Linked DNA regions of Homo sapiens: all the other regions are linked to region 3. A link is a contact called in ENCODE Hi-C or POLR2A ChIA-PET data. All regions are on one chromosome and are shown on one strand. Each heading gives the region's core, a stretch centred on a gene start or an enhancer-like site at or near the end of the contact. The rest is flanking DNA. Distances are from core to core; before and after follow the strand shown. Region 1 holds the start of TUBGCP4 (tubulin gamma complex component 4). Region 2 holds the start of LCMT2 (leucine carboxyl methyltransferase 2). Region 3 holds the start of TMEM87A (transmembrane protein 87A). Region 4 holds the start of INO80 (INO80 complex ATPase subunit).

The links. Hi-C counts contacts between places; a loop is a spot of excess contacts on that map. ChIA-PET counts read pairs that join two places held with the same protein, here RNA polymerase II (POLR2A). Pooled maps may share reads with other maps.
Region 1: a loop to region 3 is called in a map with no recorded cell type, with 7 times the contacts of the local background. The contact joins the promoter of TUBGCP4 here to the promoter of TMEM87A in region 3. A Hi-C loop is called at or near these places in 1 of 37 single-sample maps with no recorded cell type and 6 of 50 pooled maps. POLR2A ChIA-PET finds 5 or more read pairs at or near these places in 1 of 52 experiments (CD4-positive, alpha-beta T cell).
Region 2: a loop to region 3 is called in a map of CD8-positive, alpha-beta T cell, with 6 times the contacts of the local background. The contact joins the promoter of LCMT2 here to the promoter of TMEM87A in region 3. A Hi-C loop is called at or near these places in 3 of 168 maps with a recorded cell type or tissue (CD8-positive, alpha-beta T cell and naive thymus-derived CD4-positive, alpha-beta T cell), 1 of 37 single-sample maps with no recorded cell type and 11 of 50 pooled maps. POLR2A ChIA-PET finds 5 or more read pairs at or near these places in 1 of 52 experiments (CD4-positive, alpha-beta T cell).
Region 4: a loop to region 3 is called in a map of CD8-positive, alpha-beta T cell, with 6 times the contacts of the local background. The contact joins the promoter of INO80 here to the promoter of TMEM87A in region 3. A Hi-C loop is called at or near these places in 3 of 168 maps with a recorded cell type or tissue (CD8-positive, alpha-beta T cell and naive thymus-derived CD4-positive, alpha-beta T cell), 2 of 37 single-sample maps with no recorded cell type and 12 of 50 pooled maps. POLR2A ChIA-PET finds 5 or more read pairs at or near these places in 2 of 52 experiments (naive thymus-derived CD4-positive, alpha-beta T cell and naive thymus-derived CD8-positive, alpha-beta T cell).

Annotation. Positions count from the first base shown.
Region 1 is chr15:43,369,689-43,372,406 of GRCh38, forward strand. TUBGCP4 (tubulin gamma complex component 4) reads left to right here and starts at 1,413. Exons shown (of 18, transcript NM_014444.5): 1 at 1,413-1,744. The coding sequence starts at 1,667. ZSCAN29 (zinc finger and SCAN domain containing 29) reads right to left here and starts at 1,355. Exons shown (of 6, transcript NM_001372080.1): 1 at 870-1,355; 2 at 1-337. The coding sequence starts at 225. RefSeq lists a silencer at 1,054-1,323 and an enhancer at 1,424-1,543.
Region 2 is chr15:43,329,041-43,331,846 of GRCh38, forward strand. LCMT2 (leucine carboxyl methyltransferase 2) reads right to left here and starts at 1,533. Exons shown (of 1, transcript NM_014793.5): 1 at 1-1,533. The coding sequence starts at 1,449. MAPDA (N6-Methyl-AMP deaminase) reads left to right here and starts at 1,632. Exons shown (of 13, transcript NM_001324366.2): 1 at 1,632-1,819. RefSeq lists enhancers at 1,441-2,391, 1,624-1,673.
Region 3 is chr15:42,272,048-42,274,994 of GRCh38, forward strand. TMEM87A (transmembrane protein 87A) reads right to left here and starts at 1,386. Exons shown (of 20, transcript NM_015497.5): 1 at 1,208-1,386; 2 at 16-76. The coding sequence starts at 1,351. GANC (glucosidase alpha, neutral C) reads left to right here and starts at 1,154. Exons shown (of 24, transcript NM_198141.3): 1 at 1,154-2,463. The coding sequence starts at 2,435. RefSeq lists enhancers at 736-985, 1,146-1,375, 1,348-2,547.
Region 4 is chr15:41,114,948-41,117,747 of GRCh38, forward strand. It overlaps INO80 (INO80 complex ATPase subunit), which reads right to left and starts at 1,333. Exons shown (of 36, transcript NM_017553.3): 1 at 1,026-1,333. RefSeq lists enhancers at 195-975, 601-650, 731-780, 831-910, 976-1,755 and 2 more and a silencer at 1,011-1,280.

The DNA.
Region 1 (2,718 bases), core at 163-2,662, 1.1 Mb after region 3:
CTGGATCTCCCCAGGTAAGACGGTCAGGAACTGCTCTAGCACCAACAGTTCTACAATCTGCTCCTTGGTGCGCACCTCCGGCCTTAGCCACCGACAGCAAAGTTCCCAGAGTTGGCTGAAAGCCTCCCGCGGCCCAGCCACCTCCTGGTAATGGAATCTCCTGAAACGCTGTCGGAAGGTCTCAGAGTTAGTGCCATTCTCTCTTAGAGCTGATTTGGCCATCATTAATAGCAGAATGCAGCTTCCCTTCGCTTAGGAGTCTGGGTTCCAGGGCTTACATCTATCTTCCCATGTCCTTGGAGAATCCCCTGCAGATGACTGTAAGAGGTGTTTCTTCCTAGGGCAGAGAAAGATGGCACTATCAGAAGGAATACATTCATATGTCTAAAGTCTTGCCAGAGCTGGCCTGCCTTTCCATGTGCTCCGAGTGGCCTTCTAAGGTAGCACAATCTTCAGTAAATAGACTTTGCAAAAACTGCTTTTCTGGTTGACTTCCAGGGCAGCCCCAGGAAGCAGCAGAGAATAAAAGTACTGTCTGCCCCTCTCCCACCTCCTCCAAATCCGATCCCATTTAACTTCCCTGGCCAATGTTGCACAGTGAGTCCGAACCATATAGGAGAGCTGGAGTTCGAGAGGATCTAAAGACAAGTCACCATCCTGCTTGAAGGCAACAAAAAGCCTCTGTCCAGCTGGTCGCAGCTGATCTCCCCCAGTATCTCCGCAGTCCTTCCCGAGGCCTTCTGCGTCCGCCCCGCCCCCTCGGGCTGCACAACTCCCAAAGCCCACCCCAGGCAAAAATCACGTCCAGAATCTCGGGTCTTTGTTTTCCCCGCGTAGTAGTAGCCGCTCAGCAAGGATTAGGGAGCTACCTGTCGGAAAACCTCGCGCAAGGAGAGAAGCTGGTTTTGGCTCCAAAGCGAGGACCATGGGGGCTTGGGGAGAGTCACATTGGGCAGGAGAGACGGAATCCGAGGAGCAGTAGTAACGGGCTTCCTGAGGACGGGCTCGGGTGTCGGCCAGAGGCTCCAGGTGCTGCCGGTTCGCGGACGCAGAGCTCTCAGCCCAAGGAGCAGCGGCTGCGGGATTCTGGCCTCTTTTGTCTCCGCTCCCTCCGGCCGGGTAACCCGGAGCCGTCGTGCGGTCCCTCCAGAGGCCTCTGACCCGGCTAAGGCGCCCTGAGGGCGCCCTCCAGCCCACCCCTGGGAGCGTCTCCCTCTCGAGCTGCCCCTCAACCCCCTCGCATCCTTGCCTCCGGGCCAGCCTCACCCACTCGGGGTCCGACCCTGACCCCGGCCCCGGCCCCGGCCCCGGCCCCGGCTCTCCAGCCTCCCAAGTACAGCTCCCAAACCGGAAGTCCGAGCGGGCGGCTCGGGGCACCGAGGGCGCATGCGCGAGGGCAGCGACCGCGACTCAGTCTCCGCAGAGCCCGGGCGGGAGTAGCTGGTGGACCCCGTTGAGCTGCCGAACTTCCGGGACTCCCCCGCGACCCCTTCCCAGCTTCCCGTCCGCTCCGCCGCAGCGATTGTCTCGGTGGGTTGATTCGGCACAAACCGCCCGACCCAGGGGCCGGTGCGCGTGTGGAAGGGGAAGCACTCCCCTCGTGGTCGCCTGGAGGTGCGCTGGAGGAGGGGGTGACATAACCAGGGACTCGAGGTCCGCCGTGGGAATGATCCACGAACTGCTCTTGGCTCTGAGCGGGTACCCTGGGTCCATTTTCACCTGGAACAAGCGGAGTGGCCTGCAGGTACTGTCCGGCGCAGAGCGCGGGAACCAGGGAGCGCAGGAGGGGGGACCTGAGCCAGCGCCTGGGGGAGTAGGCTGAGGGACCTAGCGAGCGGGGCTTCCAGGGCTGGGGGCGTATCCCTGGACAGGTGACTGGAGGGCAGCCCCTTAGGGTCAAGGCTGATGCGACACCTAGAGAGGCCGGGCCTAGGCTAGAAAACGGAGGGCAGACCTCGAAGAGCCCCACCTGTGGCGGGGCGAGGAAAGGGCCTGAGGTCCAGGTGTCTGACAGTTGCTGGGGAATGATATAGAAGTGTGGGAGGCACTTTCTCCTATTTATTTTCACACGTGCATTGTTTGAGTTTTGAAGTACTGGGCCAAATACACAGCTCCCAAACACATGGTAAGCGCTCAGTAAAGTTTGTTGAAGGAAATAAATGAAATCGAGAGCGTGTGGTGTTTCCCTCATTACTCCTTTACCAGAAAATTTCTGCACTAGGTAAAGCACTTGGTAGGGGGCCTTTGTGTAACCAGGAATGTATGATGTTCCGTATGCATTATCTTATTTAATCCTCACAACCACCTTATCCATTTTACAGATTAAGCTAGGTTTAGAATAGTTAAATAACTATCGGGGTCATAGCTAGTAATTAACAGAGCTTAGTTTTGAAGCCAGGTCTGTCTGGCTTCAGTATTTGAACTACTTTTACCTGCTTCTGCTTCCAGTAATGTTATCTAATGCTCTCAATAATTTAGTCCACTTAGGTATTGTTTCTACCAGTTAACAAATGAGCAAACTGAAGCTCAGAAAACTTTATGCTGGCCAGTCCTAGTAGTGGCAAGACTGAAATCTAGGTCCGTCTGATCACCAAGACATGCCGATTCTTAGGAGACTGTGGAAGAGCAGAAAAAGTACATTCTTAGTCTATAAAACCTATAAATCAAACAGTTTCCTTTCGTTATTATTTATGAACATGTATTTGGAGTTTGGGAGTT
Region 2 (2,806 bases), core at 283-2,782, 1.1 Mb after region 3:
TGAATGCCGCCAACAACACAAAGTGGAATCATCCTTTCGGCCAGCCTTTGTTATTGTCACTTTCAGGTCCTCAGTGTTATTATCCTCACTCTTAAAAAAATGAAGCTGGAGAACCCCCAAGGCTGGACTTACTGGGGACAGTCTCCCTCCCAGAACCAGAACCCGACTCTCTGAGAGTCTTGTCATGGTGTGATAAAGGCGTCCATCCCACTGAACTCCAGTCCCACAACTGCCTATTTGGCTGCCTTTCCATTCAGAGTCACAATCTCTTGAGAGCAAGTGAAACTGGCTCACTCGGCAGTGCCGCCCCTCCTGCTCTCCAAATCCTCCTGCACTGAGAATAACGTCTGGGCTCAAGAAGACAGAGGCGTGGCCATATCTCTTCAGGTTTGGGACCTGGCCCTCGCTACTGACTACGCTGGCAGGGAATACCCCTGAAGGCGAAGCAGGATTTACGCGAGGAAATGCCTCTGAGGATGGAAACACTAGGGTGTGGGAGAGGGTGTCTCCCCTAGAAGCTGCCAGAATGAAATAATGGGCGCACTTCAGATGCCACTCCTCAAATTCGTCAAAGGGTTCAATATTTTCCACCCGCCGGCGTTCTTCTGCGGGAAGAAAGCAGTGATAGAATTCATTCATGTCCACGGCACCGCAGGCGGTCCAGCCAGCTTGAAGGAAGCGGCGCCGCTGCGCCTCCACGTCAGGAAAACGCTCCAGGCCATGCAGGGGGGAGTTTAGCTGCCGAAAATGTTGCAGCATGAACTGGCCAAAGGCGTCTTGAGGCCTCATCTGCTCATAGACCACGAAAAGGGCATTAGGAAAACGCTGGGCTGCCCAGGCGATGAGGGCCGCGGCACTCTCCGGCTCGAGGTAGGTCAGCACCGCCTCGGCCAGGAGCAGAGTGGGTGAGGCTGCGTCGAGCCCCGCGGCGCCCAGGGCCTCCTCCACTCGCTGGAGCTGCCGCAAGTCCAGACCCAGGATGCAGTAGTCTGCGCTCTCAAAGCACAGCGCGGACGCGGGCTCCCCCCTCTCGAAAGGCCCGGTTAACGCGCACAGCTCTGGCGTCTCTCCAATCCTTTCTGCTTTGCGCCGCGCCACGTCCGGAAAATCCACCTCCCAGACTGCAGCCCGGGCCAGGCGGCCCGCGGTTTTTAAGCGAAAATAGAGCGAGTCGAAGCCAGCGCCGAGAGACAAGATCTGCGCGCGAAGCGCGGCCTGGGGCGCGCCAATCTGCTCCAAAAAAGCGCGCACGCAGTGCCTCACGGCGCGTGCGCGGACGTAGTAGCCTCGGTGAATGAGCGGTGCGCGGCGCGCCGCGCCCGGAACCAGCAACGCGGCAAAGGGGTCCTGCACGTACCCGCGCGCGGCCAGGGAACGCTTGCTGAGGGCGCTGCTGTCGTTGGTGTTCTGTACCGCGCCTGCCCGACGCTCACGGCTCCGGGGGCCCATGGCCAGAAGAGACTCAGGAATGGCAGTCTGTCACGGTTGTGAGCCGCCCCTTGGTTAGCACACACCTCACGGACCTCGGTAGGGGGAAAAAAACCACCCATGCTCCTGGACTTCCCCTTCCGCCGGCACTTGTGCGTCACTTCCGGGAAGAGCGCATCTCGCCAACCAGAATTGAGGAGGGTGTAGCCAGTGCTAAGTTCGCTTGCGGCTGACCTTTCTTTGGAATGTCGTGAGTTCCATTTGTCCCAGAATACGGTCCGCTACCGCTGTGACATGAGTGTTAGGGAAGGCGGGTTGTCACGTTTCTACAAGCCTTCCAGTCAAAAGGGAAACCTTGCCTAAGTCCTTGTAGTTGAGAAATCTCTAAGAGGTGAGTCTGTGGGGACTGACGACTTGGCTTCCTTGGACCGCCAAGGAAGGGTCTGGTAGGAGCCAAGAAGGGTCGGCACCACGGACCTTCAGTAGGCAAGGATTAGTTAGCTTCCTTGGGTGCTAATAGTTGCTGATTTATTTAATGCTCTCACAGTTGCAAAAGAGAACCCCATTTAAAACTTGAAAACAAGTCACTAAGGCCAGGGTGCAAACTGAAGAAACCGACCTTTACAAATAATTTATAGACACCTAACAAGAAGACGTTTCCCCACAGATAGTAGACTGTTGATTCCCTTGTATTCCCAGCCCTATGTTAGACTGACGGTGAATAAACCACTCAGCCTCTCTTTCTCATCACACCGCCTTGGAGAATTCTGTGGATTTTAAAGTAGTGTTGAATATGTCCCCAGAAAGGGGAGTCACTGAAGAGAGGTGATTGTTCCCTGTGATATGTTCTGAGCTTTGTTTTTAAGGAGTAAATCCAGGTTAGACTTCAGAATAATCATAAAGTTTCTAAATTGGGTGTCTGGGAGTCATCCATAGGAAACCACTTCCAGAGACATTTAGGAAATTTATCATTTGTTCACTGGGATTTGGTGACTGACTGGCTGAAATAGAAAAGGAAATCAGATAACTTTATGGTTAACTACAGGTGGTACTGCATAATGGTTAAGAGTGTGAGTTTTGGAGTCCAGCAGATTTGGATACTGGAGTCAAGAAAAAGTTTCGTATTTTCCAATGTTTTCTTGTGGAACAAAATGAAATAAGAAAGAAAAGGTTTGGATCAGGATAAAGATTCGGTAATTGAAAAGTGACATTTAGATTTGGTGTTTAAAAGCTCATTAATGGCCTTAGGGAGAGCAGTTTCTGTGGAGCAATAAGGGCAGAATCCATGTTTCAGTGAATAGGAGGTGAGTTAAAGGAGGTATCCAGTCTAAATTATTATACTTTCGAGGAGCTTAACTCAGAAGGAAAAAAGGGTCAG
Region 3 (2,947 bases), core at 136-2,635:
AATTCAAAAACTCACACTTCAGGAAGATAGTGGTATTTCTGAAGAGGATCTTTCCAAAACTAAAATAATTTTTCCCCTGCAAACATAAAGGAAAGATAATTAGCCTCAGATGGCTTCAATTACCAAAGCATCATATAACTATCTAAGACTGCTAGAAATTCCAACTTAACTTAAATCTTTATGGGACGTACCCCTTAATCAGTTCATTCCCTTTACTCACCAATCACTGCTCAGAATAACCAATCATTTTTTCTAATGAACTATTCTGTGTGCAAATAACCAGAGTTTTATTTTCAAATCTAAAAAGACTTAACTATTAACCATTTTAGTAACAAGTAAAAACCTAACTGAACACCTGAAAATCTTCACCACTGAACAAAAGGTATAACGTTTACCATAATAAAAGCCCAAATAAGATTTGGACATTACAGTCAGTGAGCAGAGCAGAATGAAACAAAAAGGCCAACGTAGGTTTAATGGGGCTAATGCTTTTCAGCATTTCCTCCCTGCATCTGGTTTTTGTCTGCTCACAGGACTATACCTGTTACTGAAATAAGGTTTAAAATGGGTAAGGGGCAGAAAGGGTCAACCCATGTAGTTAATTATCCAAATGAAAGACTAGCCTTACCACATTAAATTTTAAGTACTATTTCTTCAATTTTAACCATTCCCATGTTAAAACACATTTCTTAAATCTCTATGCTTTCTAGTCACACAGTAAAGCTTAGAATAGCCATTCCAAAGTTGAAGCGAAGTCGAACCATCTCGTAAGCAGAATTACCCAGGGACCAAGAAGTGCAGAGGAAGAAAAAGAAAGAAAGAAATGAAGACTCCTATTTACATATCTTTCTTATCCAACCCGGGGACACTGGATTCTGTGAAACATCTGAAAGATAAACAACTCTCCGTTTGTACATCAAGTTTACATCTCAAGTCAGGCACTGAAAGTTCTGTTTTTCTGATGAGAAGCCGCTCCACCACTCCTTTCTGTTGCTGAAGTGGCCCTTACATTCCCGCTAGCCTAATCACAGAAGTGCGCGGCTTTCCACTCCAGGGAGGTGGGTCCCAGTTGGCTAGCCACACAGACCATCCCAGCAACCCCACCCCTTTTGAAGAGACTTTTGCGGAACCTTCATGGACCCCTTGGGCCGCCGTAGCCCCACCCCTTGCTCCTCTAGGTTCAGACGTTAGTGAAGTGAATACTCACCGACGGTATCGGAATGTGCCATTTGGACCGGTCGGCAGCAGCTACGGTTGCCGGTCCCGCACTGAAAAACGACAGTGGTGACGGGTGAGCTCCCAGAAGCAGAAGAATGACAGGCAACACCTGAAGCCACGCAGCCGCCGCCATCTTCACAGCCGTGGAGTGCCTACCGAAAGCATTTCACCCTCTTCCGGTTCGTCCCGCCTTCTTCCGGCTCTGCTCTAAGGGCGGGATTATCCGGGTCCTGGAAACGTCGCGGAGCTTGTTTGCTGTGCGGCGTAGCGGCCCCTCTCTCAGACAGTCGTCTGTGCGCCGTGAGACTTTGGACCTACTGCGCAGGCGTCATCCTGTTGGAACCTGGTCAGCTGGGTTAGAGAGATCGCTACATGCCAGCCTGGCCTGAGTCTTTTCTGTCTCCCAGCCGTTAAAGGTTTTAGGACCAGGCAGGCACCCCGTGCAGGATTTGGCTCTCTACTTCCGCTCGCCCCAGCCCTTCATCCCTTCTAAGTCAATGTCAGACTTTGGGGCCAGAAAGTCTGGAAAAGCCCTAAGCCTGGCTGCCCAAGTGGCGTCTAGTAGTGAGTTCTCCGGTTTGGGTGGTATTTAAGCAAAGGCTGGAATTCGGCGGTGGTGGAGTACACGCGATTCCTAGACTGGGTAGTGTAACAACCTTCAAAGGCCCCTTCTAGCCCTGAAGAGTACGATGCTGCAGTACAATCTGGCTGGAGACCTAGCCTCCAGCAAAGACCCGGCCGGCACTTCCCACCCTTAACCGAAAACGGAGACAGAGAGGGTCAGTTTTCAAAATCTGTGGCGTGACCCCGCCACTGAGATAGATCTGCAGATGCTTCGTCCCAGTCAGGGAGGCCGTCTCGGCATTTCCAGGTTCTTAACGCTCTTGATTTTTACCCTCTAGGACTCATTGCGTACACGCCCTCACCGCCGCCCAGTTTCGGTTCCTAACAAAAGCACGTTCCTCATCAGCCACCCATAATCAAGACAAATTTGCCAAATAAATCATTGTAGAAACGCTAGTTTGGGCCTGAAAAATTCCAGGAGCAAGAGTCAAGATTTGTCACTCCATGAGAATCTGGAGGGGACTCCCTTCCCAGAAACTTGACGATGAAGTACTGGTTGTAATTTTAGAAAGACACCCAATCGGCTTTTTTAAAAGATCGCCCAGGGCCCTTGTCCTGAGAGCTGGGAGCTGGTCGGAGTGACAGAGAAGCCATGGAAGCAGCAGTGAAAGAGGAAATAAGGTAAAGGCCAAGTGCTTCTGTAGCGAGTGACCCCAGGGTCCCTAGAAACAGGGAATAGTGTTTTAATTGCATTTCTTATTTGCGTATTTGGTATTTGCTGACCTTTATCTTTTCTCTCAATTCGCGGGAAGTTAGTTGATATTAATAGCCTCTCATAAAATACTTTCAGGATGGTTAAATAGGCCGGGTGCAGTGGCTCACGCAGGTAATCCCACAGCACTTTGGGAGGCTAAGGTGGGAGGATCGCTTGAGTTCAGGAGTTCGAGACCCCCTCCCCGCCCCCTCGGAGTCCCAGCTACTTGGGAGACCACTGGGAGGATGGATTTGGAGGCTGCAGTGGAGCTGTGATCTTGCCACTGCTTGGGCAACAAAGTGAGACCCTGTCTCCAAAAAAAAAGGATGGTTAAATAACATTAACAGTGGAAAAGTTGCAATCAGAACTCTTAACACGTGAATTTCAGGCATGTTGCTTTCCAAATTCATC
Region 4 (2,800 bases), core at 83-2,582, 1.2 Mb before region 3:
ATGGCTACAGAATTTAATAAATATAGTTTCAGAAAATTACTTAATTATACGCTTTAGAAAGCGGAATTTTTTGGTATTTGAATCATATTTCAATAAAGCTATTATTTAATTTAAGTTGCCACTGAAAAGCCACAATAATTTTGTTGTGGAGGAAATAATGAAAGTCACTGACTGGAAAAGTAACCTGTGACGTTAGCCAGGTCAACCTCCAAATTCCTTCCCCCATTTCTAACAAGTACATCAAACTAGAGACAGTGTGTGAATCAAAGAATTCCAGGCACAGTTGGCTGTTAACTAGAATAGTAAGTGGCTGCCTAGGTTCTGTCATTCCTAAACTGTAGGGGGCTTCTAGCCTCGGAGATTACGGAAGTAGTACTTTCCATTAGCGAGCTCAAGAAGGAATGTCAAAATAGGATGACACTTTCCTAGTCGCTATGTAAAAACCTAAAAAACCAGAAGAGGTGTCATCTAGACACTCCCAAGTCTATGCAGGTGTCAGCCTGCCCCCACCCAACACCAGCCAGCAGCGTGCACCATTCAACCGTATCTCAACTTGCCCCTTACAAAATGACACACTAACAAGCCCTTAGATCTCATTTGTTTAAAATGACAGATACACAACCTTCACGGGGTTCCCACTCAAGGCCTTCCAGCCTCCGCCCTGCCCCTGCCCACCCCCAAACCTACACACGTGTTAGCCCGACACCGCCCCACCGGGTCCCACGTGCACCTGGTCTAACACACTCCCCACGTGTGGGCGCCCCACGGGCTTCCTCAGGTGGCTGAGGTCACCGCATGACCCCGGGTCTCCAGAGATATGAAACGGGAAGGACAAGGCCCTAGTCCCTGAGGTCCCAACCCTGCGGGGAGTGTCCACACCCATCCTCCATACTAACCCCAACAAATCCAAGGGCCGGGGGCGACGGCCCCTTTAAGACGCGGCCCAGTTGTCGCCCGCAGAGAGGGGCGCAACAAGACCTACACAACCCCCACTCCGTTCGCCCGCCCACGTCTAGTTGCCTCACCTCGGGCCGCCTGGCCCCGCCGCCGCGACGGCGGCGGAGGGGGGGCGGGGTGCGGGCGGGGTCCGGAGGGGGGGGTCGCCCCGCCGACGGTGGAGCCGCGGTTCGCTCTCTGAGGCCGTGGGACGGTGACTGCGTTGGGCGTGGACGCTCCTAGCTCGCTCCCTCCGCGGCTCCTGGGACCCCAAGATGGCGGCGGCGCTGAGGCGGCTGCGGGCGCTGGGCCGGCGGCGGCGGCGGCCACTTTCACTCACTGAGAGGAGCGGAGCAGGGACACGGGGAGCCATGGCGGGGGGGAGGAGAGGCGCCATAGCCAGGCCAGAACAATCGAGCCGCTACACGGGTGGCTTACCCCCACCCCGCCCACACTCACTGCTCGTCGCCTGCCCGTGGCCACCCGTAGTGCCGCTGCCGTCGGCCTCGCGCAGCTCGCACCCCGCCGCTGCCACCTGACGCCCCGTGCGAACCGGGGTTCGAGGGGAGACCCTGATCCATGCCATCTGAGTACAGATTAGTCGGGACTGGGACTGGCGAAGATTGCCGAAAGGCGGCGGGGAGGAGGAGGAGGATGTCATCGCTACAGTGAGCAAGCAGATCTCGCAGGAGAAAATGTCGCGAGAGCTTTCCAGGCCCGCAACCGCCGATGCAAGGTTACTTTTCCCGGAAGTAACGTCAATCGAAACCGCCCGGGATCCTGGGATATTTGTTCCCGCAGGCTAGAGGTGGGAAGGTGCAGCCAAGTTGATAAGATCTCTTTAGGGGAAGGAGAGGCTCGCAGCTGGTATTTTGTTACTAGTTTCTGACCCCTTTGGATGGGGTTGTAGATTGTCGGGGAAGTGCCTGGTGTGTAGTTCGACTACTATACAGTAATTAGTTTGGGGCTCCCATTTAGACTCTGGGAGCAAGAACGCTATAGGTTGGGTAGGACAGCATAGTTAGATAAGATGTCTACGTGAAGGTTGTGGGATACAAGGACTTGGGAACACGCAGACCTGTTATCGGAAATGCCAGCCTGTTCTCACATCCACACAGTGTGCCTCTGAAAAGCGAATAATTGCTTTTACCTGTGCCAATTCTACAATTTGAGTCCACTGCCACCCACATTTACTAAACTTGGGGTCTCGCTATGTTGCCCAGTCTACTGGGCTGGTTCCCAGTCTCCTGGCCTGAAGTGATCCTCCTGCCTGGAAGGATCACCTCAGGCCAAACGTCTCAGAGCAGTCCATTAGACTGGTCAACATAGCGAGACCCCGTCTCTACAAAAAAGACAACATAATAAATGTAATCGACCCAACTACCAGGATGTGTGGTGAGAATTGCCTAGGGTAAGGCCTAGGTGTAGATAAGAATTAGAACTTACTGAAAGTTAAATATGCTGTTAATTCAGTTCCTTTGGGTCTCATTCTTTAATCCATTTTAACCTGGCCCTTAGCATTTAACTAAAAAGTACTTTATTAAGGTCATCAAGTAGCCTTCTTGTGCTGAGTTAACTGACCTTTAAAAAGTTAAATTTGTGTCAGGGTGCAGTGCCACACGCCTGTAATCCCAGCACTTTGGGAGGTCAGGTGGTCGAATCACCTGAGGTCAGGAGCTCGAGACCAGCCTGACCAATATGGTGAAACCCCATCTCTACTAAAAATACAAAAATTAGCCGGGCGTGGTGGCGGGTGCCTGTAGTCCAGCTACTTGGGAGCCTGAGGCAGGAGAATCGCTTGAACCTGGGAGGCGGAGGTTACAGTGAACCGAGATCGCACCATTGCACTCCAGCCTGGGCAGCA